Linked DNA regions of Mus musculus: region 2 is linked to region 1. The links are chromatin loops, found by intact Hi-C in ENCODE. Cell type or tissue: left cerebral cortex. All regions are shown on one strand.

What was found. Peaks named below come from ENCODE experiments on the same cell type or tissue, not always from the same donor. Only the 100,000 strongest peaks of a DNase experiment are listed, where the experiment ranks them.
Region 2: it touches region 1 in a loop (2.5-fold over the local background); 2 of 42 quality-filtered maps call a loop at or near these places.

The regions. Positions count from the first base shown.
Region 1 is chr9:15,278,484-15,280,983 of GRCm38, forward strand. It overlaps Med17 (mediator complex subunit 17), which reads right to left and starts at 1,423. Exons shown (of 12, transcript NM_144933.2): 1 at 1,067-1,423. The coding sequence starts at 1,310. In left cerebral cortex, CTCF peaks have their summits at 1,290 and 1,499; a DNase peak (open chromatin) is centred at 1,469; H3K4me3 peaks cover 1,972 bases; H3K27ac peaks cover 1,285 bases.
Region 2 is chr9:15,331,358-15,333,857 of GRCm38, forward strand. Cep295 (centrosomal protein 295) reads right to left here. Exons shown (of 27, transcript NM_176976.4): 15 at 579-2,500. Among named protein-coding and RNA genes, the nearest start is that of Gm24339, 6.1 kb to the left of the region's middle. In left cerebral cortex, no CTCF peak of the experiment used is centred here; no DNase peak of the experiment used is centred here.

The DNA.
Region 1 (2,500 bases):
CTAACTCTCCTCCCTCCTGAGACATATCTCAACCCAGCATACAGGAACTAGTCACTCTTTCACACACCACAAGATATTTGGAAGCCAGGAGGCATGCCATTTAAGCCTGTCCCTTAATAGACAGGTCAAATGTTCCTAATGACATCAGTACTGGATCTTAATACATACCTGTGCTCTATAGTTCTTTCTGTGGGTGGGGGATTTCATGGATCAAATGTGATACACATTTAGAATTTTGCATTTAAAACTACTGAGCTGGCATGCCTTTCCAACACTGGATAATGACAATGTTGGGCTTGTTTAAGATTTAAAAAAAAAAAAAAAAAAAAAGATTTATTTATTTATTTAATGGATGTAAGTACAATGACGCTGTCTTCAGACACACCAGAAAGAAGGGGGCATCGGATTCCATTACAGATGGTTGTGAACCACCATGTGGTTGCTGGAAATTCAACTCAGGACCTCTGGAAGAGCAATCAGTACTCTTAACTGCTGGGCCATCTCTTCAGTCCCAGGTGTTTTAACTTTCTGTCAAATTTATGAAAACTACATTTAAATTTTTCTTTATTTATTGAGATGGTGTCTATTTGCTCATGTTTTTCATTAATCTGACTGCCTCTGCCTGGCGAATTACCACACTAAACACGAACATCCTCACTTAAACCGATTCTGTCACATCACTAAATCGAAAACTGTGGTTTCAAATTTTGGTTTTTTTTGATAATAAGGAGAATCCAAAGTCTAGTCTGGTTGCTTCTCCAAACTCCCCCTCTTCAGTTTTGTTTTCTTGTAATTCATTCACCTCAAAGTTTCAGTGGTCATTTTAAGTATCACCTGTTTCCACCTAAAATCACCCCCAAAAGCTTTCAGCTGTTCTTTATTAAAAAAAAAAAAAAAAAAAAAAAAAAAAGCGAATGCCTCTTCTCCTGGCCTGAACAGGACCCCGAGTCCCGACCGGGTCGGCCTTCCCACTGCTGTCAATACTTCTCAAGGCCACCCACCACAAAACACAGTTTACCCTAGGGGAGACCCTGGGATAGAACCAGCAACGAGGGCGAAGCCTCACCCTCCTCGTCGTCCTGGTCGGCTCCCGCGCCCCCCCAGTCCGGCGCATCGCCGTCAGGCCCTGCCGCCTCCTCCTCCTCAGAGCCAGAGCCCTGGCTGAAGTCGATGCGCTGTGCCAGGCGCGCCAGGTTCTGCGACATGGACAGCGGCTGCAGGTACGTCTCGGTGCCATCAAGGCCCACCTCCTGCACCTGCTTCTCGCAGGCCGACTCGATGCTGATGCGCACGGCTCGCACGCCCGACATGCTGGCGGCGGCCTGAGGGCGACTCGCCGGAGACTCAGAGTACAGCACCGACACGGAAGGCTGGAACAAGCTTCCCGCAAGCCCGACGCGGCGGCCGGGAGGAAGCAAACTACCCACTGCTGCCCCACAATCCTCCGCGCAGCGTCTCGCGGAACACTATGAGCATGCGCGAAGGGCCAGCTGCCCGGACATTTCCTGTAGGTTGCACGTGAGAGCCAGGAACTTCCGGCTGACCGGGCTCAGCCGCTGCAGTGCAAGTGGAGTGGGCTGGGTTTATGTAGATACGCTGGGCGTTGTAGTTTGTTTGTTTGTTTGTTTGTTTGTTTAATTGGTTGCTTGGTTTTTGAAATAGCTTTCTTGCTGGCCTGATTAATTTGTTGATTAGTTATTGAGACACGCAGCTTTTTTGTTAGTTGGTTAGTTATTTGATTTTTGAGACACGCAGCACACACACCAGCACTCCCGCTGATTCGGTCTGGGAGCCCGTCCGTGGGATGAGTCCACTCACTTTCCGGGTAGGTTTTCACTTCCTAGTTAAACCTCTCTGGGAACATACTCCCAGAGGTGTTTCCCCTAGGTGACTTTACATTCGTGAAGTTAACGATGAAGACGTACGTAAGGGCTTTACATTTATGTAAGCACTCACAAAGACTGTCGACGGTAGTTAACTATAATTCGCAGCTGTTTGAGTCTCTCTGTTGATGGAGCTGCCTCCAGCAAAGAAGACCGAGTCAAACAGCTAGCAGGACTACCATCCAAACTGCACCAGCTGTCTTAAACACTCCAAGAACACTCAGATATGCCTACACGAAAGATTGCAACTGATTGTCCTGGCCCAGTAAGCACAGCTTGGGCCAGGGCTTTGTGCAGACCTGTGACTGGTGGCTTAATGATAAATGGAGGACTATGCTATCTCTCCAGACATGCAGCCACCCTTACACGCATACACTCACACATTCACAGACATGTACACATATAAACAAAAGACACCGGTGTTTAGCCAAACAAATGGCTGTGATTGGCCCAAATACCCCGTCTTGGGTTGTATGAGCAGGCTACTCCTCAGGTGGTCCACCAAGAGGCACTCTCCTTTCCTCATGGTGTTAGGATGTCATGTCCAGCAATGTCTTTCACTGAGTGGCCTTTCTTACTTTCAGCCTGCAGGCTGCACCAGAAAAAGCAAGGAACAT
Region 2 (2,500 bases), 53 kb after region 1:
CTTTGCCTTTTTTCCCCATTACTTTCCCTTCATCACTCTAGGGTTTTAACTTCTAGGTTCAAGTACCTCCTGAACATCTAGGCGCTGCAGAATTGTTTGCACTAAGGAAGTTAAGAAGTGGCCTAAAGAAGAATAGACCCATTCTAACTAAATATGTGTCCGAGTGACGATGCCAGTTTTCTCAGCAACTCAAATGTAAGAAGTGTAGGTCTGGCTTCTATCAGATTATAACCATACCAACTATACCATTATGTCACTTAGGGAAAAACAGGACACAGATTTTGATTCATATACAAATGTTAACAGTCGTTAGAGAACAGGATCTATCACACTATAAGAAATCTATTAACCAGCCCTTTTTATAATTTTATCTGAGAACCCACTGCAACAAAATTCCTAAAGATGCATATTCTTTAATGTTTACTGTATTTTAAAAATGACTCTATAAAGTAGATATATTTGTTTCAATTTCTCAATTACTAAGTTACTCTCAATAACTAAGGAGAAAGTAGGTTTAGGATTAAAATGAAATCAGGTTTAAATATCTATTATGCTAAAGTTTTAAATTCAGAACATACCTGACTGACATTAAAGAAATTTTTCAAAGTCTCTCTGTGTCTTTGGATTTGCTGCTGTAAGGATGTCTGTCTCTGCACAAGCAATTCTTCTTGGGCTTTTTGCCTAGAGTGTAGAGTTTCTCTTTGTAGATTCAGCTGCTTCTGAAGACTCATGTTATCTTGCTGAGTTAAGACAGGTTGGGAACAGCTTAAAAGCCTGTCCTGCAATCTTGGGATCACAGCATCATTAGGAGCTGCATGCTTCTTGTCAGATAAATACAACTCACAAATGCTTTTAGATTTACTTTCTGCAAAAGGTAGTGAAATGAATGGATGCTCTATTTCCTTGGACAGAAACAAAGGAGGGAGGGAATGCTCAGAAGATTCACTTTTGTTTTGGCTCTTTTGTTTGTGTAAAAGCAGTTCTTTATGAAATACCTTTTCTAAGTCCAACTGCTCTGTCATGTTATTCTGCAGAGGCAGACGAGGCTGTGAAAAGCTCAGATACTCATCTTGGGACCCAAGCAGCTCAGTCTCGTTACTTTTAGTTGGGAAAGACTGTAAGGTCCCGTCAGAATTGGCAATGGGCAGTGCTACCTGGGATGAAAATAGAGAGGAGCTAATTTGTTTGGAAGATATCCTTTGCTCCAATTTATTTAACCTTTGCAAAAGCATTTTCTCTTGCATTTCCTGGCCAGATCTAATGGCTTCCCTTTGCATATCTAACTGCTGTTGAAGTGCCTTTAAGTCATCATGTTGAGGCTGGATAAAATGCTCAGCAGACATCTCTTCAAATTGACATGGTCTGGGAAACACCAACCCTTCTTGGGCTTTCTCAGTAGAGTGAAAAAAATTTGTTTGTGCATGAAGGTGTTCTGGATGTGCAGTCAGATTATTCTGCTGAGGTAAAGCAGTATGTGATAAACCCAATGTCCTGTCAGGCAACTCCAGCATCTCAGGATAACCTGAAGATATGGTGTCACTGTTGGTTGAACACAGTTCTTGTGCTCTTTCAGTATCAGAAACAGGGAATGAAGCAAGTGAATGTTGTGGTATCAGGGGAGAAAATGGACCAACCTGCTCTGGGAATATTTTTTCCTTCCATTCTCTTAGTGTTTCTTCATGAGCTTCTTGTCTAGAGTGGATGATGGCTTCCCTTTGTGTAGCTAATTGTTCTTGAAGGGCCTTCAAACTGTCTTGTTGAGGCGGGATGAGCTGGGATATCTTCGAAAGTCTATGCTGCAGTTCTGGTATCTGAAGATGGCTTGACTTGACTTTACTGTCACTCTCTGTTGAGAGAGGGTGCTGTGTGATACCAGAGTCAGCAGATGGCAAGGACACACACGATGGCAGTCTTAATGAGGCTTTGAAGGACGAAAAACCTGTCTGTTGAGAAGATGGATTTTCTGGAGTTAGAGGACTAGATTGAAAGCTCTCTTTTTCTGTGTCTACCCATTCTTGGTGTTCCTGCAAATTATCTTGGAGAGGGAATGTATGTTGTGAAACTCTAACTAGTCTTTCCCGAAACGCTGGAATCTTAAAATGCCTTAAGGGGTCTGTCCTATCACTTCTGACTGATACAGACCCCCGGGATGTTCCCCAGTCGGTGACTTGGGATGGAGAAGACAAGGCATCAGTCTGTTGAGAGCAGAGCCCCTTTTCTAATTCATTTTGCTTGGGAGCAAATTCCTCATTATTTTTTCTAGCACCAAGTATAAGCCTCTGAATGTGTGTCTCTTCCTGGAGTGGTGTAAAATGTTCTTGTCTTTGCAGGCTGTGCTGTGGAAAGCCATGGGTGATCAAATGACTGGAGAGAACTCTATTTTCTTCCTCAGATGAATACACGTCCTGGAGCCGCTTAGGTACTTCTGAAACTGCACGAGAAGCATCTGCATGCTGAACAACCACGGAGGAGAGTGATTCTACTGGCCCAGCCTCACTGT